7 separate regions of the Mus musculus genome follow, and all the other regions are linked to region 6. Evidence: chromatin contacts called from ENCODE Hi-C data. All regions are on one chromosome and are shown on one strand. Each heading gives the region's core, a stretch centred on a gene start or an enhancer-like site at or near the end of the contact. The rest is flanking DNA. Distances are from core to core; before and after follow the strand shown.

Region 1 (2,700 bases), core at 134-2,633, about 93 Mb before region 6:
ACTAGGAGAATAGGTGAATGGCATATAGGAATCTGGCTGGGAAACCATTTAAGTGTTCGATTCATTGTTTTTGTTTTGGGCAGGGTTTGTATGCGTATGTGCAGGAACATGACAGAGGCCAGAGTAGAATGCCAGATATATGACAGAGTAAATGCTACTCTTTGTGCCTTACTGCTTTTGGTGCAAGGTCTCTCACTGAACTGGAATCTCACTATCTATGCTAAGGTAGCTCCAGGGATCCTGTCATGCCGGCTACCCAGTGCTGGGGTTAGAGACATGAGTAGCCAACCTCACCTTTTCTGTGGGTACTAATGATCTCAGGGCCCCATGCTTGCACCACAAGCACTCCTATCTACTATCTCCTCAGCTCCTCTAGTTTTAGATTTTCCTTTGGGGATCTTTCTCTCTTTCTTTCTTTCTTTCTTTCTTTCTTTCTTTCTTTCTTTTTTTGGTTTTTCCAGACAGGGTTTCTCTGCATAGCTCTGGCTGTCCTGGAACTCACTTTGTAGACCAGGCTGGCCTTGAACTCAGGAATCCGCCTGTCTCTGACTCCTGAGTGCTGGGATTAAAGGTGTGCGCCACCACGCCCGGCTTTTTTTTTTTTTTTAAGACATGGTCTTACTCTGCAATCCAGGCTGGCCTCAAACTCACTATGTAGCCCAGTCTGGTGTTGGAACACCTTTGGTCCAGAGCAACTGCACTAGCATACCCTATTAGGTTTATCTGTCTGGAAACAATATATATGATTATTTATATAGAGAGTCCAGATTCTTTACTGTATGAGGCACGCTGATATTATGTATTTTGCCATATTCTATTTCATTTCCAAGATGTTGGCTACAATCTATTACACAGATTTTGTGACATACCACTAAGTTCTTTACACTTGGTCTTAAACAGTTCGATGTCTTGGGGAAAGGGAAGCAGAGTTTAGCTTGGGATGTGCACTTTCAGGCTGAGTCTCAATAGCGGCAGTGCATTGAAGCCAACTAAGTACTACTGAAAATGCAGCTCTCCAGACATGTAGATGCATCTGTGCTCAGCACCTACGCGTATTCAGAAATATCTGTAACACTTCTGCCCAGAAAGCATATAAAAGTGAATGTATACTTACAGCGCTGACAACCACTAAGCTCAGGAGTTAAGTGACAGCCTGGGGAGGAGCCCAGGGAGGGGCAGAGAGCATAGCGTGTGGCACCTGCGGTTTCAGGCATGTCCTGGTGCCCAGGCCCCTCGCCTAGCAGAAACCAGAGCCACAGGGCCGTGACCGTGGCCGAGTAACTGACCGTGCGCGACTCCGTGGTCAGACCCAGGACTGCTGCGCGCACTAGCTACCCACAGCGCACCGCGGCGCGCACGCGTAGAGCGCCGTTCCCGGCGTGCAGCGTTGCGGCCCAGGCGGCCGTCTTAGTCTGCCCCGCAGGGCCGGTGGGGCACGAGCAGCGGGAACATGGCTCTAAAACGGATCCAGAAGGTAAGAGTGGCGGAAACGGGGTCCTCCCGCCCGTCCACTCTGCGGGCTGTCGCAGCGAATAGAACCCCGCGGCTGAGGTGCGGCAGGGCGCACTGACACTTGCCCCGCGCGAGTTCCGCCGCGGTCGGCGCAGACTTAGGAGGTGGCTGAGTGCCTCTGGCGGGCGACTCGCGGGGGCGGAGTCATGCGACCGGGTCACGTGCGCGCGCAGCTTTGGGCGGAGTTTAGGGAAGCAGAGGGGTGTCTCCCAGGGTGCCTAGCACGAGAGGCTGAGCTGCGGGAGAATTTCATCCCGTAGGTTTGTATTAGCCCATTAACCTAGAGCCTGGTAATTGCATCTCAGAAAAAGAAGCCACCAATCCACCCTTTACCATTTGTTAACGTTTTAGCCTATCCACTTTTCGTCCTTTTCCTAAAGAAAATTATTTTATATTTCTAAGTTGTTTTTTGTTCCGTTTTGGTTTGGTTTGGTTTGGTTTTTTGAGACACGGCCTCCTGGCAGACCCAGAACTCGCTATGTAGACAAGGCCAGCCTCAAACTCACAGAGATCCTCCTGCCTCTGGTTGCCGAGGGGCGTGCACCACCATACCCTGCATTATACTGTAATTTATGATCCATGTTTTCACATAGTATTAATAGTTGGAATTTTTTTAAAGATTTATTTATTTATTTATTTATTTATTTATTTATTATATGTAAGTACACTGTAGCTGTCCTCAGACACTCCAGAAGAGGGAGTCAGATCTCGTTACGGATGGTTGTGAGCCACCATGTGGTTGCTGGGATTTGAACTCCTGACCTTCGGAAGAGCAGTCGGGTGCTCTTACCCATTGAGCCATCTCACCAACCCTAGTTGGGATTTTCTATACTGCAAAATGGTATTTATAACCTCTTTTTTAAAGGATTTGGGGCCGGGCGTGGTGTTGCATACCTTTTATCCCAGCACTTGGGAGGCAGAGGCAGACGGAGTTCGAGGACAGCCTGATCTACAGAGGACAGCCAAGGCTATACAGAGAAACCCTGTCTCGAAAAACCAAAAAAAAAAAAAAGATTTGCTCACTTATATGTGGGTGTAAGGTGCCCTGTGTAGGTGCCAAGAATCATACTCAGGAGCTCTGGAAGAGCAGTTCATGCCCTTAACCACTGAGCCATCTCTCCAGCCCTATGACCCTAACTTTTAGCATTAGCATGATTCTTTCCACCAAGTGGATCCAGGTTATGTGTC
Region 2 (2,700 bases), core at 132-2,631, about 93 Mb before region 6:
GCTGAGTTGAAATGAAAAAGCACTCCTATCATCTTCAAAAGGTGTGCCCTTGGTTCTAGCTGGTGGTGACTCTATATCCCAGGGCCTTTAAGGTAAAAGTGGATGTGCTCTTGACCTATCCTACTCATAATCCACAGGCACAAACCCTAAACCAGCTTACACAGGTACTATATACATAGTACAGAATCTTCCCAAGTCCTTTTAGAAAAAGTTTTGTGATCAAGTATATTTGAGTAATGTCAGATTAAACAGATTTTTTTTCCTCCAGTAGGACTTTCAGGGATAATATAAAATAAATAAACATCATTTCTCAAAGTAAGTTCATAAAATTCTTTCACCCTAGATCATTCTGCAGTATTGCTATCTTTTAGAAGATACCTTGAGAAAAGCTCATCTTGGGCACACTTCACAGAAACCTACATATGGCTTAGAGAGTACACATCAAAATCGAGCACTGTAGAATACACCTTTAATCCCAGCACTAGGGAGGCAGGGGCAGATCTCTGAGTTCAAGTTCAGTGAGCTCCATGATAGCCAAGACTATATAGAGACCCTGTGTCAAAAACACAAACAAAAAAAGTACACATCTATTTATATACTGATGTCCTGAAATTTTATAATTTCCCAAGCCAAATTAAATCAAGCCATTTCAGGATGAGAGAATAGCTCCATAGTTAAAAGCACATACTGCTCTTTCAGAGGACCCAAGTTTGGTTCCTAGAACCCAAGTCCTGAGACTCAAAACTGCCTATAACTCTTACAGGAGGGGATCTGACACCCTGTTTTGACCCCATTGGAACCTGCACTCATGTGGCATATACAGACATATACACATGAATAAAAATGAATTAATCTTAAATCAAGGCACTCAATAAAGATCCAAGTTAGTGAGAACTTAAAAAAAAAAAAAAAAAAAAAAAAAGTGTCCTTGAGCCTAGAAGTCTTTGCCCATGCCCAAAAGAACTAAATCTCCCAGGCTCACTGAGACACTAGCAAAGGCCAGGAAGGCTTCCACCTCACTTCCCTGAATGACCCTGTGAGAATGGAGCTAACAGAAGGGCTTTTAGACTCCCAGCTGTAAAATCTAGCACAGTTAAAAAGATAAGGTTCAACTGTAATCCAACACAGCTAAAAAATAAGGAATAATAATTAAAGACTTGGGAGTGCTTTTTGTTGTTGTTGTTGTTTTCTTTTCTTCTGTTTTCTAAGGGGAAAAAAGGAGTAGGCAAAGGAAAGTAACATCCAATGGAGCTGACACTGTGAGAAGCAGGATAAGAAAACCCAGTTAAACACTCCGAGGAAAACCCTGCCTGCACTGGCCTGGTTCATTCTGCACCTCTTGCCCTAAATAAAAAAGCTGACACGTGCTTCAGTTCTGGCTAGAACAAGCACTGTTTCTGGAACAGCTCCACCTTGGTTACGTGTTTCTACTTTAAACATTCCACAGTTGCTGAAGGCCTCCCAGGAGCATCTGCTCCTGTTTCTCCTGCAGAAAAGTGTTTGTTTAGTTTGATTACAACTTTGAAGAGGGAGAGAAATTCTGGCTCAGAGAATTTAATGGCGGGCCCTTCTCTTACATAATTTGTAAACAAACAGAGTTTATCCCAGTGTGGCTCATTTGGCTCACTAGCTGTATTAAAAGAAAAAAAGAAAAAAGAAAAAAAAAATCCTCATTCAATTTGGAGAAGCCACAATAACACCCATCAATAGCCAGAAAAATGTCCAAACCAACCTATCACTCTATTGCCTAATACTAAGGCTAGGGGTGGGACATGCTTACAAGCTCTCTGCTAAAACCGAGGTCTGCCCATTGACATCCCCAGACTGAAGGGTGAGGAGCAGAACTTGAAAGATGCCTGATCAACTGTTCTCCAGAAGTCACCACACTCTCCTGGTCTACTTTCAAAACCTCAGAAAATAAGTTGAGCCAAGGTCAAATGCCATACAACAGCAATTTTCTCCCAAGGTGCTGTGAGTGGCTAAGTGTACAAGCAGAAAACAATTTGTCATAAATAATCCTAAAAGCCAAAGCTGTTGTATTTATCTTTAATAAAGTGAATTTAAGACTGTCAAAAGAACGTGACTCCCTGACATTCCAAATTATTTTCTTCATAGGAGTAACTGCTAGAACAGCCCCTGCATACTGCTGCTGTAGAGCATGGGCAGGAGGGAGGTCAAGCCATCAAAACTCTAGCAGTAAACATGGATGCCATCTGTGTTCTGCCTGAGGGGCTCACCTCTGCCTGGTTGTATTCATAGTCATCCTTAACTTCTAAGCTATGTGTCCTCCCTCTCTAGTTAGGTGCTCTTTCCCACTTAGATGAAATCCAGCTACAGGTCTCAGATTCCTGGCAGGACTCTGACTTGAGGCCACATGCCCCAAGTTCACATGCCTGCCAGTCTACAGATGGCAGGACTGAGGATCAGGAGAGAAGAGCTGGTTCCCCCTTAGGTCTCATTTCACTGTTATGATTCTGGCCATTCCTCACATGGTCTTTCCTTTCTCCTGCTTTGCCTTGAGCTTATCTACACCAGATGACTCTGATATACACAGCAAAAATAAGCCCCTACTCAGTGCCAACCCAGCCTGGATCTCAGCAAAAGAAGTGGGGTATCAGGGCAAATCCAAGAACAGGCCTTCCTTAAATGGGGCATAGCCCAGGACCATCCTCTGGTTTCTAGACACTCTTGGCCTTAGGC
Region 3 (2,700 bases), core at 117-2,616, about 93 Mb before region 6:
TATTGAGGCCTGGTAGCATGTGGGCCTTTATAATCTGAACATGCAGAGGCAAACAGATCTAATAAGTTTGAGGACAGCCCTGGTTAGACACGGCTCCACAGACAGGCGATCTTAACAAAAACCAACAGGTAGACCTTGTATATACTCATTTGGAATAAGCTACTCCAAAGCATTGCAGAGTGACCAGGTATCTGGCTACAAAATTTGTAAGTTTCTGGACTCTTCCTAAGGAGAAAGAGAACAGGTTACATGGTTACTACCTCCGCGGAGAACACCAACCCTTCCAATACAGAGCCTAGGATTTTCTTTTTGTTTTGGTTTAATACTTTTGTGTCTGAAATGACAGTTTAAAATGCATGCGCATTTTCCTCTACCTGCCCGCCACTCAGTTTCTGCCCCTAAAAGGCAAACAATGTCAGCAGTTTAAAGAGATACATGTGCTTCACCGTTTTCACTTCAAATAGGATACACGTGTTAAACTAACCGCGACCACAAAGAGGACAAATTGGTCTGGATACTTACTCATCATCCTCCGCCAACCGCTTGTGTTTCTTTCTACAGTGAATGGAAACACTGTTGGAACAAACAAAAACAAACCAGTCACTCACGACTGGAACGTAAATGTAACGTTTCTGCACCATGTATTTGTCGCCTCACTCATCCGGATCTCCCGCCACAAATTGAACATTCCTTCCTTGGCCGTGATAGACCCACACAGGTCCCAGGTGATCACGATTTGCCAGGGGCTCCGAATAAAATAACCTCAGACAAGAAAATCTGAAGTTGTCACTTCTGTCGGGGCAGTGACAGTTGAGCACTCGCTCCAAACCCATTTCTGCCCCCAACATTGCCGATGAGGGACCCAAGTGTCCCAGAGGCATTCAAAGTTGTCCCGGCCGGCAGCCGGCGGCCGCGCGTGTGGAGGGAAGCGTCCAGGCCGAAGAACCCTCGAGGGTCGCCCGCCCTGCGCCCCGGGACTCACGGTTAACGTCCCGAGAGGTTAACGGGCCCGCCCCGCCTGCTCACCGTCCGCGCGCTGTTCTCCCGCCCGGGCTGCTCGGCGCGCCGCGGACACCGGGCCGCGGGGCCAGGTCATGGCCGGCGGCTCCTGGCGGGAAGGCCCGGCCCGCGAAGGCCGGTGGCGGCTGCAGGAAGTCCGCGCTGCCGCTCAGAGGGAGGCCGCTGAAGGGCCGGCCGAGGGCTGCCATGGCTTTCCAGACGAGGCTGCGTCCGCGACCCCAGTCGTTCGTTTTCCCAGACTCCGCAGTGGCCGCCACCAACGCTACCCACGATTACCTGCCTCTGAGCCCTCTTCGGCCCCCCAACCTCACGCCTTCTAGAACCCTCCACTCCGGACCGCCCAGAGACACGTCGGGATTTGTTGTGTATAGAGGGCCGCTGTCGTGAGGCATGCCGGGAGTTGTGGTCCTTAAGGACTACAGGCAAGATGGCCGGGGGTGTACCGGACGAATTGCAGGAGGTCAGGTCGCCCTCACCCGGCCAGAATGACAGACACCCAATCCCTATACAGAACGTTTGAGCTGGGCGTGGTGGATTCCCAGCTCTTATCAGGTGGAGGCAGGATAATCAGACACATTCAAAGCCAGACTTTGACTAAGTAGCATGGTCTAGGCTAGCCTAGTCTACGTGGGACCCAGTCCAAAATAAAAAGTTACACGTTTCTGTTTCTTCTGTAGTAAACAGGATAAGAAAAAATGTTTTCAGAGTTGAAGTGAGTAGTGAATGAATTAAAAATCTAGAGGTGGGGCTGGGCATAGTGGTGCACACATTTAATACCAGCACTTTCTGGGCAGAGGAGGGAAAATCTCTGAATTCTAGGTCAGTCTGGTCTACATAGTGACTTCCAGGCCAGCCACTGTTACGAAACAAAATATAAAAAAAAAAAATGCCTAGGAGTGGGACCTGACAGCTGGAGTTATTATTCTAGAATCTATGGTGAAAGGAAAACCAACTCTAGAAACTTGTTCTTGAACTTCCTTTCGTGGGGTGGGGGTGGGGACTGGCTTGGTTTTGTTCCCTGGTTACACATGCACTCTCATGCACACATATAACAATAACAAATAGAAAATTAAAAGCTAATAAAACTCCGAGAGGGAAGTGCAGCTGAGTGGTAGGGTGCATGTACTCCACCACAATATTTATACATGAAGCAGGTGGATGTGTGGCACATACTTCCAGTCAATCCCAGCTATAGGGAGGTTGAAGCAAGAGAATGGTTGAGTTCAGCCTTAACAACAAAACAGGATGTCAAGGCTTAGAAAACTCTACATGTGTGTACTTGTAATGCTATCTTTCAATTGTTTCTGTGTTTTATCATAAATGAAATTTTTGATGTATTGGATCCCATGGACAATTACTAAAACCCCCAGAGATTGGGAGAGCAATTGGAGGGGAAAAGCAGAAGTTCAGCCTTGTATATCCAAAGATGGTTAATAATGTCCCCTGCTTAGGTTGGACCAATGGAGTGGAGGATTGATTGGTCAGTCCTACCACTGATCATCCCCCATTTTTTTCTGCCTTAAAGAATGATCCCATCACTCATCACTGAGTGGCTTATACCATTGTCAATGCCATTTAGCCAAAGATTTATCAAGGACACACCAGTAACTGAACTAGAGTGGACTTAAGGAAGTGAGTTAGTGTCTTAGCCTGGGGGAGTTGAGTTAGTGATAAATGATT
Region 4 (2,700 bases), core at 181-2,680, about 93 Mb before region 6:
ATTAATCCTAGGAGATCCTCCTCCAACCCCTGTCTACAAAGCAGTGTGTTTAGACACAAAATGTACTAAGCTGTCTTACAAGCCTAATGGCAGCTGCCACAGGCTCAAACACTGCCTTACACTTTCCTATGAGGCTGGGCAAGAATGTAGAGGGACCTTGGCCCTCTGGGTCCAAAGCCTGGCCTGCCCAGGATGGATCACAGTTTATTCTCCTTATGAGCTCAAAGTACTGGATACCCAGCTGGCATTGAAAAAGGCCTGGTCTCAGAAGTGCCTGCTTGCCCTCGAGCCTAGAAAGGCATTAGGCAGGTGGAAATTGCCCATGATCTGACTGGCGCCTGCAGGCCTGGATCAAGTTCAGATTGCTTCATTCACCTTCATTCAGACCACTGTACCGAGCCAAATCACTCCCTAGCATAGTGAAGTCTGCCTTTGTGGGAGAGCTAACTTCTACATGCTTCCCCCAGAAGTCCTCCTGCACCTGTAAGTCTTCTAACTGCAATGATACACAGCGTGGGCTGCTACCAGTACTACTGGGTCTGAGACCCTCTGAATGATGGCGTACAGTCAAAAAGATGTTTACCACCTATAGCGATGACCTTGAGACCCATTTTCCTTTCTGTGACATAAAAGCATTAGTCCAATCATGTCATTTCAGATCTCATAACCAGTAAAATCAAATCAAACGGTAGTAATGAACTGTTGAGAAAATGAGAAAAAAATACAAACTATGTGTCACTATATAATTTCCTAAGAACACTATTTGGGAGAGAGAACGAGCACTAGGAAAGAGGTAATACCAGAACAAGTGTAGCCATCCCACAGAAGCACCCCCACCCCCACCCCAACACAGGCAGTCTTAGATCCCGAATCCGCTTTTTCACTCTGGACAAGGGTCCAGTCCAGCTGAGCCCCACTTGCCCTGACGTGGGACAGCCTGGGGATGTCCCCTAATGACTGTGAACCCAAGCATCAACTTCCAACGCAAGCAAGTCTAAACGCCAGAAACACACGTCAGGCCTGCTAAGCCGCTCTGCGGCCTCAGCCGAGCCCTAGGACCCCGAGTCCCCTCCCGCAGCTTCCTTGCTGCCCCTCTCCAGAACCCGTTTCTCCGGCCCTGACCGGCCGCTGTCCTGGCTGGTCCTGCCCGCGGCCCTGCCGGGAGACCCTGGCCCGGCTACGACCGCCCAAGGTCGGCGGGGGAGGCCGCGGGTCGTGGACAGGCACCTGGCGGGACAGAGTCAGCCGGGGTCCGGCCGAGGCCAAGGGGGCGCCGGGTGGTGGACACGCACAGTTCCGCCCGCCCCTCGCCCAACAGGCGCCCCCCGCACACCCGGAGCGCCTCACTCACCCCGGCGACGCCATGAGCGCAGCGGCCTGGGCGCTCCCGCCTCCTCCGCTGCTTGCGCGGCTGCCGCCGGGCGCCGGGGAGGGGCCTGTAGGCCGCCCCCGCCCGCTCCGTTAGGGCGTCGGGCGCCGTGGGCTGAGCTCAGTGGAGGGCAGGCGGGCGCCTGGGGCGAGGGAGAGGACGCCCTGGGCCCAGAGCACTACCTACGGCAGCCACCGGCCAGGCCGGCCCGCTGCCCGGAGGCTGGAACTCACCTGCGGAGCCAGACCTGCCCTGGGGCCACTGACAGCTGCCAGACTGCTGGACACCACCCTCTAGTCCCCGCATTCTGATGTTAATTTCTGTAAGAAACGCACTTTCCTCTACCTCTGGGGTGTACAGTGTTGCTGTTCTAAAGGAAAACAACATCTCTCCTGCTACTAGTTCGCAGCGGGGTGGAGTAATGTTGGCCTCTGAGCTGGTTTCCCACTTTTTTTTTAAGTGTGTATATTAAGCCTTATCTTGTATTACATAGAAATAAAAAGTTTAGAACTTGTGCAGTGGGGTTTCCCAGAATCACCTACAAGCTATGAATATTTAGGCATGTAAAATTTTGAGGCTTGGTTCCAGCCCCTGCTAAATTAGTTTCAAAGACAAATTATATCTTTTAAGAGAAAATACCTAATTTAAAGAAACAAACTCTGGACTATGCAGTGCAAACCACTGCTGGTGGCATTTTTGTGTTATCACATTAAGTTGTTTTTTCAATTTATTTTTTTCATACAGTGCATTTTCCTTTCTGTGACATAAAAGCATTAGTCCAATCATGTCATTTCAGAACTCATAACCAGTAAAATCAAATCAAACGGTAGTAATGAACTGTTGAGAAAATGAGAAAAAAAATACAAACTATGTGTCACTATAATTTCCCTTCCCAGCTCCTCCCCACCTTCCTACCTTCAAGTTCTTTTTCTTTATTTTCATTGAGACAGGTTCTCTGTTTAACACTGTCCTGCCAAGAGCTTGCTGTGTAGACCAGGATGGCCTTGAATTCATGGAGTTCCACCTGCCTGCTTTTTCTCCAGAGTGCTGAGATTAAAAGTGTGCACCACCATGCGGGGCAGGGCCCAACATTGAGATAGTATTCTCTTCACCACTAAGAATATTAAACACCGGGCTGGAGAGATGGCTCAGTGGTTGAGAGCACTGAATGCTCTTCCAGAGGTCCTGAGTTCAAATCCCAGCAACCACATGGTGGCGCCCAACCATCGGTAATGAGATCTGACGCCCTCTCCTGGAGTGTCTGAAGACAGCTACAGTGTATTTACAGATAATAAAATAAATAAATCTTAAAAAAAAAGAATATTAAACAC
Region 5 (2,700 bases), core at 145-2,644, about 93 Mb before region 6:
GGGGAGCAAAGTGGATGAGGACCAACAGCCTGTGGGATGCAAGGGCTGATCGTGTGTGCTAGGCACAGCACAAAGTGGTCCATTTAGCCGGGCAGTGGTGGTGCACACCTTTAATCCCAGCACTTGGGAGGCAGCAGCAGGTGGGTTTCTGAGTTCGAGGCCAGCCTGGTCTACAGAGCAAGTTCCAGGACAGCCAGAGCTACACAGAGAAACTCTGTCTCAAAAAAATCGAATAAACCAGAAAGGTGGTCCATTTAATATGCGTATAGTAAGTTGTGGACACGGAGTTCCCCTGCTGAGTCAGACAGCTAGGAGGGCTAAGATGGGTTAGACCCTCCCCCCCACACACACACACACACTCACACACACATCAGTTCTTGGCATAGTCTCCATGCTTCCTCAAGGAGAGCCAGAAAGGAGACTGCCGGGAGGGGCTTGCCTACTCCCTGAGAGCAGTGGGTTACAGAGCCCAGTACCCGAAAATTTCCCCTTTTTCTCCCTGCTCATGCTGGACAGAGAGGGTGAGGGTGAGGGTGAAAGACTGAGGAGGTGGCATCGTGTTGGTGTTTCTTGACCTGCTTTTTCTTTTTTCTCTTCCAGCTGAGATGTAAACTTTCCCATGTCAATCATCTGGGGGTCGCTATTCTTTTTTATCAGAGTGCCTCCCCACCTTGGTTGAAAGCTGCCTGCCACTGCCCTGGACCTATGGCTGCTACAAGCCCACGTTCACATCTTTAATCCTTCATGGGTAAATGCTCTGGCATTCCTGGGCTTAGCTATGATGGCCATTATGAGCCAGCCAACGTTTGTATTCTAGAAGCCATAGCTGAAGCTGTTGTAAACAATTTGTTGTTTTAACCGCTTCTGGTCAGAGGAAGGAGAGAAATAGCTATTACTCCACATTGGGACCTGAGCCCTGAGCTCTGAAGTGGGGCTCCTATCTCCATAAGGACAGCAGCTTGCTGAGAACAGCTTTTCACAGCCTTCCTCGCAAAAATTGGCTCCAAAGACCTGGGATGTTGGTGATAACTGGACAAAGGTGACACCTGTGCAAGCACACAGCAGGTGACACTTTGAAGAGCTAACCTCCAGAAAGTGGAAAGGAGGTGATCGCCAGTACCCTCGAGGGCCCTACTCCCTCCCTCCCCTAGCAATCTCCCTGGGCTCAGAGCAAAGGGCACAGCGGGTTAGAGCACAGGTCTCCTTAGACTCCGCACACTCCCTTCCCCATAACTGTTGCATTCTTTTCTCCCAGGCCTTCCTCCCCGCTAGGCGCCCTGCACCCAGACCCTCTAAACTGGGCGCTGACGCTGCTATTAGTCTGGGCTCCGTGCTGCTCCGCCTCCCTCCCCCGCAGCCCCCGGTCCAAGGCCGGCTCCTCCTCCTCCCCCTCCGGAAACCCGAAGCCCCCGCCCCGGCCAGGCCGTCGCAAGCGCTCTGGAGGGCGGTCCGCGTGAGAGCCAGCCACGCGGGGCAGGAGCGCCCAGTTGCTGCCGGAGCTGGGCCCGCCAGAACCTCTCCTGGAGCCCCTTGCTCTCCTTGAATCTCCCTTTCCCACCGCTTTCTGGATACCCTTGACGCCCACGTTCCTCGCGCCCTTTCCCGCCCCTACGCGGGGCGCTGCCCCTGCCACCCAAGTCCCTGCTCAAGCCCGCCCGGCTCCCGCGCGTGCCCAGAGCCATGGCTCCAGTGCGCACCGCATCCCTGCTCTGCGGCCTCCTGGCACTGCTGACGCTGTGCCCTGAGGGGAACCCACAGACGGTGCTGACGGACGACGAGATCGAGGAGTTCCTCGAAGGCTTCCTTTCGGAGTTGGAGACCCAGTCCCCGCCCCGGGAAGACGACGTGGAAGTCCAGCCGCTTCCCGAACCCACCCAGCGTCCCCGCAAATCCAAGGCAGGGGGCAAGCAGCGGGCAGATGTAGAAGGTGAGAACCTGGTGACATGGGTGGCCATGGCATCAAGTGAGCATACAGGGGCTCTGGAGGGTCTAGCCACTTCCCATGCTGCCCCGTGAGGAATGTCTCTCCAAGGCAACGCAAGGCAACACACTGCCAGGCAGCAGTTCTGTCCTGGAGTTTGGAAACCTGGAGGTGTGTGTTCAGCATAGGGTGGCGCTGGGCTTTTGAGGTCGCCCAAGTTGTTCATCCCAGGTCTCAAGAGAGTGTAGGTTTGGACGAGTGGGAAATTGTGATTCGCCTCTCCGAACTGGCCCTAGTCTCTTAGTGGCAAGCTTCAAGCCTAGGCATCTGCTTGCCTCCTCTTCTCCCACAGGAACACAGACAGGGGAGCGGGGTGAGGAAGACTTCCAGGTGAAAGTGGGCAGTCTGAGATGGTCAGAACTAAGCGAGGTGATAGCATCCCGGAGGCATGCAACCCCGAGCCTCTTATGCAATCGTTGTCAGTAAATCTTAGCTGTTTTTCATGGCCCTCTGGAGAGTGGCAACGGATCTTGTGATCTCTCTCCCAGGAGACTGTAAGGCACCATTCATCATTCCTGAGGTCAGCCACTCCCCCTCCGGCCCCCACTGCTGTAGATCTGTCCTGCTCTCCCTACCCTCACCTCCCTGCACACTTTGCCTCCAGCAACCAAGACGTTCTGGACATTGCCAAGTGACCCTGCTCCTGCTGCATGTTTTGCTGTATTCCCTGTGTTTCAGCCAGCTGCCTGTGTGTTTCCCATTCGCCATTAAATTCTCCG
Region 6 (2,700 bases), core at 45-2,544:
AGTGGAAGGGAATGGAGGAAAGAAAAGGGGTGAAGGATGGGGACCAGAGAGGCAGAACAAAGTGTGGAAGGATTCTGAGAAAGTAAAGTAATAAAGTTTTAAAGATATTTTTGCAGAGTGTGAGACTCTTTCCTCACTCCTACCAGTCCCTAAGGAAATCTCCAGGAAACTGCTTCTTCATATGGCCTTGCAGTAAATCACATAAATTGTAATTTAGAGACCTGCCTGTGTGTGTAGAATCCTCTTTTAAGTGATTTCCAAGGAGCAACTTTAATAAGATAATGGGGGCTGGAGAGATGGCTCAGAGGTTAAGAGCACTGACTGCTCCTCCAGAGGTCCTGAATTCAAATCCCAGCAACCACATGGTGGCTCACAACCATCAGTAATAGAATATGTAGTCCTCTTCTGGTATGTCTGAAGAGAGCAGCAGTGCACTAACATGAGAGAGAGAGAGAGAGAGAGAGAGAGAGAGAGAGAGAGAGAGAGAGAGAGAGAGAGAGAGAGAGAGAGAAAGTTCCTGAATGACCTACAGGGAGACAGCTGAACGCCCACAGCATACATCCTGGGCTGTCCGTCATCTCACCGCTGAGATCCACCTCTGCCTGTGTGTGAGCATATATTCCATATACTTAGAGATGCTTCCAAATTATAGAAGGCCATATGAGCTCACTCTATCCTGCCTCCTCAGACTTCTGTGCATACTGGTACCAAGTTATGCATGTGTAGCCAAGGCACATATACACATAGAGAGAGGTAAGAATCAGCAGGCTGATGCATACAAAGTTGAAGGGCAGATTTTCAGCTGCTCTGCTGCCTGTAGTCCCTGAACATACAGGATTTCTTATCACTTATCATTTCCACAAGGCCTCAGATGAATGGCAGGTGCTTCCAGATGACATCAGGGCAGTGATCCACCCTGTATCACCCCTGCACACAATTACACGCATGCATGAGTACACACACACACACTCACATGCACACTCACACACAAATAAGCATAAGTGCATACACACACGCACACAGCCAATTCCCACTGCCTCCCTTCCTCCCCAGTCTATAAGCAAACTTTCAGTCCCCCTTCTTTCTGTCTCAGCCCCAGCAACACAGACACCTGCCTGGCATCTTTTTACCCACCCCCACAGGACCTGAGGCGGGGCACTTCAAACAGGTTGATGCTGTTCTCCTGGAAGTGGAACAAAAAGGGGTGGGGTCATTGTGGGAGGCGGGGTCTGTGGGAGCTTACATCCCCGCCTCCATGGAGGCATAAAGCAGCCAGTCCTGATAAAGGACAGCCAGTCATTCCCTCACCCTATAGACAGAACGAGCTCTGGTTCCTCACCACACACCAGCTGCCAGACAGGATCCAGCATCACCCTTCCCTGGTAAGATCAATGATGGCTGAGGAGGCAGGGGGACATTCTGGGGAACCAGGGGAAGGTTGGGGCCAAATGGGCATGGGATTTCTTATCCTTTATCATGGCCATAAATCTCCCTGCATTTTACTGGGGGTAGGACTCATAGTAGGCCTTAGAGAGAAGAGAGGCAGCCCTTTGAGTGCCACTCTGGTGAAGGGTAGGTCCTTCTAGGTACACTCAGTTGGTCTCTGGAGGGACATAGGCCATCCCAACCCTTCCAGGAACAAGGGCTGGAAAGTATATTGTAGATGGCAGGATGGCCCCAACATCTCTGTGTGCTCCTTCCTGTTTCCCTGCCTCTGTCAAGTACTACAGAAAGGTGAGGCCCATGGAGGCTAGCTGATGTGTCTGATCTCTTCCACCCACCAGGAAAACCTGGGTGTGTCTCCTGGATCCCCAGGTGAGATACCTCGACTTCAAAGACAGAGTCCTAAACTGTCAAACTTGTGATCCTTGCAGGCCCCACATCCTCTTGGTCCCTCTCCCTCCAGCATGTCTCCCAGGACCAAGCTCACTCTTTCTATCCTTGTTTCTACCAGACATGGTGCTGATGCTGTAGAGGTGACTCAGGCCCATTTCCTGCCCTCAGGAAAGTCACAGTTGAGTAGGCAAGGCAGTCAGGTGAACAGATGGATGGTAACAAGATGAATTAGCAGGTGTTTCAGAAGTGGATATACAAGATGCCTTGGGAATGCAGGCAGAGTCACCAAAATGCCCAAAGGAGTAAAGGGGTGAGCAGGTGACATGAGTTGAGTCTTTTTTTTTCCTTCTTACTCCAGTCCTGCTTGCTCAGAGTCCAAAGATTGATTGATTGATTGATTGATTGATTGATTGATTATAAGTACACTGTAGCTCAGATCTCATTATGGATGGTTGTGAGCCACCACGTGGTTGCTGGGATTTGAACTCAGGACCTCCAGAAGAGCAGTCTGTGCTCTTAACTGCTGAGCCATCTCTCCAGTCCTTCAGTTGAGTCTTATAGGACAAATACGAATTCTTTCTATTGGAAAGGGGATATATCGTAAGCAGAACTAACAAAGGCAAAGAAGTAGTTGGGAGAGAGGAACTAGGAAATTTGCCCACTTATACTGGTGTTGCTAGGAGGTGGGTGGGAAGGAAATGGAGGGTGCAAACAAGTGTAGCCTTGCCAAGGAAAGGGCAACTGGGGAAGCTGCCCAGCTCTGACTGCCCAGGCTCCTGGGCCCAGTGCGGTTGCTTCTTTCCCTAGTGTCCACAGGTCCTAGTTTCAACTGTCCCTTAGTGTGACAGGACACTTCCCTTCCCT
Region 7 (2,700 bases), core at 159-2,658, about 93 Mb before region 6:
GGCTTCATCCAGTAGCAGATGGAGACAGATGCAGAGACCCACAGCTAAGCATTGAGTTGAGCTGGGAGTCTTGTGGAAGAGATGGGAATAGAACTGAGCAGTGGAAGGGGGTCAAGGATGCCCCAAGGAGACATACAGAGTCAACTAACCTGGGACCATGGGGGCTCACAGAGCCTGGGCCACTGACAAGGAAACCTACAGGAGCTGAACTTATCCCCCCCACCCCCATCTGTAGCAAACGTGCAGCCTGGTCTGTATGTGGGTCCCCTAACAAGTGGAGTGGAGCTATCTTGGTCTCTGTTCCCTGCCATTGGATCCCCTCCGCCTCCCTGGACTGCCTGGTTGGGCCTCAATGGGAGATGTTGTACCTAGTCCTGCTGAGACTAGATGTCCCAGGGTAGGGTGGTATCAAAGAGGTATTCTCTAAGGAGAAGGGGAGGGAGCAATGGGGGGGGGGGATTTGTAAGGGTGGGACTAGGAAGAGGGGGCTATGATTGGGATATAAAGTGAATAAAAAATAAATTATTGGAAATAGGAAAAGGAAAAAAAATACTAATGTAGGGGTGGCTGTGTAGGTGAAAAACGCCCAGCACCCAGGTGAAAGGTTGGCAAGGCTGAGCCTGATCGTAACCCCAGTGGCAGAGAGCAGAGACAAGCAGACCATGGAGGTGTAATGGCCAGCCAGCATAGCCTCAGGGGCAAGCTTCAAGTGCACTGACTCTTATAAGGCGGAAAGCAATAGAAGAGTACACTCTCCCCCACCCCATCCCATCCCCTGAAACCTATTTCCACCCCCTCCTCACTCCCATTCCCTAATGAAAGGAATACTAAAGTCTGGAGGTATATATAGCTCAGTGGTATCTCTAGTTCCACAGTAAAGGGGAATAGTGGAGTGCTAGAGCATTAGGTTCTGGGGTCTGGCTCCAGCACAGCAAAACAAAGACAACAGTGATAAAAGCTCATACCAGAAGAGATCAGAAATAAGAAGAAAAACGAAACCACATGTATTCTCACTATGCAGACTTTATTTACTAATCCCTTACTACATGCTAGCCAAGGCTCTAGTGTTTTCTTTTAAAGTTATTAATTTATATCAATTAATTTATATGAAATAGGGTTTGATCTATAGCCCCAGCTGGCCTAGCTAGACCTCCCTATGTAGCCCAGGCTGCTCTCAAACTGGCAATAAAGTGCTGAGATTACAAGTGAGTACTACCCTGCTACATTTAGTTTTGCAATCATCTCATTTTCTAAAGACTCATTTTGTGAAAATTTCCCAGGTGTGTGTGTGTGTCCGCTAACCCTAAGCCGGATATGCCACCAGTTCAATTTTCTGCTGTACTGGGAAGTGGGGGGGGGGGGGGGACGGGACGGGGGACGTAGCGCCGGACATTAAAATGGGGTCGGGCTAGGGTAAAACCGTGAGACTCGGTCTGGAAATCTGGCCTGAGAGGACAGCCTGGCAATCCTCAGCCGGGGTGGGGACGTCTGCCGAAGATCCTTGGACTCCAGCAACCAGTGGTCGCCACCGTCCATCCACCCTAAGGCCCAGTTTGCACGGCGGAGAACAGCTGTGCAGCCACGCTGGACACTCACCCCGCCCGAGTTGAGCCCGCCCCCGGGACTACAGGACCAATAAGTGATGAATATACCCGCGCGTCACGGAGCACCGGCCAATCGCGGACGGCCACGACCCTAGAAAGGCTGGGCGCGGCAGGAGGCCACGGGGCGGTGGCGGCGCTGGCGTAGACGTTTCCTGGCTATGGTGGTGGTGGCAGCGGCGCCGAGCGCGGCCACGGCGGCCCCCAAAGTGCTACTCTTATCTGGCCAGCCCGCCTCCGGCGGCCGGGCGCTGCCGCTCATGGTACCCGGTCCGCGGGCAGCAGGGTCGGAGGCGAGCGGGACACCGCAGGCTCGCAAGCGGCAGCGGCTCACGCACCTGAGCCCGGAGGAGAAAGCGCTGCGGAGGTGGGCCCGGCGGGCAAGGCTGGGGCGCGGGGCGGCAGGACTGGGATTGGGACTCTCTCGTGTGTGCCAGCTGGTGGGCTCCGTACGGTGGGTTAGATTCACCTCTAGTGTCTAACCTGGGAAGCGGAGCTGAGGGGGATGCCCCTCCGAAGGTCTGCGTCGGGGGTGTGTGCAGGAGCTCCCGACACAGGCACAGAAGAAGGTGCCCGACGCCCAGTCCTCTGTAAATGCTCGCTCTTTGTGGTCGTAGGGTAGGAACCGCTCCAGCTGTCATTGCAGCCACTTGGGAACCCCACCCTGGGAACCGAGTCCACAGCGTCCGGCATCCCGAGAGTTTGGCTTGGGGAGGGACAGTTGGTAGCGTCCCCGCCGCCTTCACGGATATCGCTCTAGCAAGGAGCCTGTGGGACGGAATTGGACCCAGAAAGTAGCGGGGGAGGAGGGAAGAAGCATATGACGCAACGGGAATGTATCAGCCCGGTGGTAAAATGAGATCCGGGTGGACAGCCGCACGGGAGAGAATCAAGCAAGTCTTCAAGGCCTGTGGATAGAAAGCAGCGTGTGTATGCGTGTGCGTGTGCGTTTTGATAGGAGCTTTAAGCGTGTTTACTTGCTAAGCCTTATTCTGTAAAGTCAACGAAAGCACCAGCTGGCCACGTCTACAAATGAAGACACATGAAAGCTGGAGATGACTCAGTTATGTTCCCTGTCTCCTCCCCAAGGAAACTGAAA

Evidence for each region. Hi-C counts contacts between places; a loop is a spot of excess contacts on that map.
Region 1: a map of T-helper 2 cell shows a loop between it and region 6 (9-fold over the local background). The contact joins the promoter of Ube2d-ps here to the promoter of Gsdma in region 6. A Hi-C loop is called at or near these places in 2 of 37 maps with a recorded cell type or tissue (T-helper 1 cell and T-helper 2 cell).
Region 2: a map of T-helper 2 cell shows a loop between it and region 6 (9-fold over the local background). The contact joins the enhancer-like site here to the promoter of Gsdma in region 6. A Hi-C loop is called at or near these places in 2 of 37 maps with a recorded cell type or tissue (T-helper 17 cell and T-helper 2 cell).
Region 3: a loop to region 6 is called in a map of T-helper 17 cell, with 11 times the contacts of the local background. The contact joins the promoter of Ccdc117 here to the promoter of Gsdma in region 6. A Hi-C loop is called at or near these places in 2 of 37 maps with a recorded cell type or tissue (T-helper 1 cell and T-helper 17 cell).
Region 4: a loop to region 6 is called in a map of regulatory T cell, with 10 times the contacts of the local background. The contact joins the promoter of Urgcp here to the promoter of Gsdma in region 6. A Hi-C loop is called at or near these places in 2 of 37 maps with a recorded cell type or tissue (T-helper 17 cell and regulatory T cell).
Region 5: a loop to region 6 is called in a map of T-helper 1 cell, with 11 times the contacts of the local background. The contact joins the promoter of Aebp1 here to the promoter of Gsdma in region 6. A Hi-C loop is called at or near these places in 1 of 37 maps with a recorded cell type or tissue (T-helper 1 cell).
Region 7: a loop to region 6 is called in a map of T-helper 2 cell, with 11 times the contacts of the local background. The contact joins the promoter of Xbp1 here to the promoter of Gsdma in region 6. A Hi-C loop is called at or near these places in 3 of 37 maps with a recorded cell type or tissue (T-helper 1 cell, T-helper 17 cell and T-helper 2 cell).

Annotation. Positions count from the first base shown.
Region 1 is chr11:5,760,767-5,763,466 of GRCm38, forward strand. Ube2d-ps (ubiquitin-conjugating enzyme E2D, pseudogene) reads left to right here and starts at 1,384. Exons shown (of 7, transcript NR_015577.1): 1 at 1,384-1,474. It also overlaps a transcript of Urgcp not described here.
Region 2 is chr11:5,420,669-5,423,368 of GRCm38, forward strand. All of the region lies in intron 1 of Znrf3 (zinc and ring finger 3), which reads right to left. Among named protein-coding and RNA genes, the nearest start is that of Znrf3, 23 kb to the right of the region's middle. Within about 2 kb of position 1,382, at least 2 of the 3 ENCODE cell types and tissues checked have a DNase peak (open chromatin) inside an H3K27ac peak, as active enhancers do.
Region 3 is chr11:5,540,851-5,543,550 of GRCm38, forward strand. It overlaps Ccdc117 (coiled-coil domain containing 117), which reads right to left and starts at 1,367. Exons shown (of 5, transcript NM_134033.2): 1 at 1,027-1,367; 2 at 523-573. The coding sequence starts at 1,208.
Region 4 is chr11:5,739,746-5,742,445 of GRCm38, forward strand. Urgcp (upregulator of cell proliferation) reads right to left here and starts at 1,431. Exons shown (of 6, transcript NM_178623.3): 1 at 1,352-1,431. The coding sequence starts at 1,365.
Region 5 is chr11:5,860,472-5,863,171 of GRCm38, forward strand. It overlaps Aebp1 (AE binding protein 1), which reads left to right and starts at 1,395. Exons shown (of 21, transcript NM_009636.3): 1 at 1,395-1,927. The coding sequence starts at 1,681.
Region 6 is chr11:98,663,057-98,665,756 of GRCm38, forward strand. Gsdma (gasdermin A) reads left to right here and starts at 1,295. Exons shown (of 12, transcript NM_021347.4): 1 at 1,295-1,382.
Region 7 is chr11:5,519,233-5,521,932 of GRCm38, forward strand. Xbp1 (X-box binding protein 1) reads left to right here and starts at 1,409. Exons shown (of 6, transcript NM_001271730.1): 1 at 1,409-1,968; 2 at 2,691-2,700. The coding sequence starts at 1,763.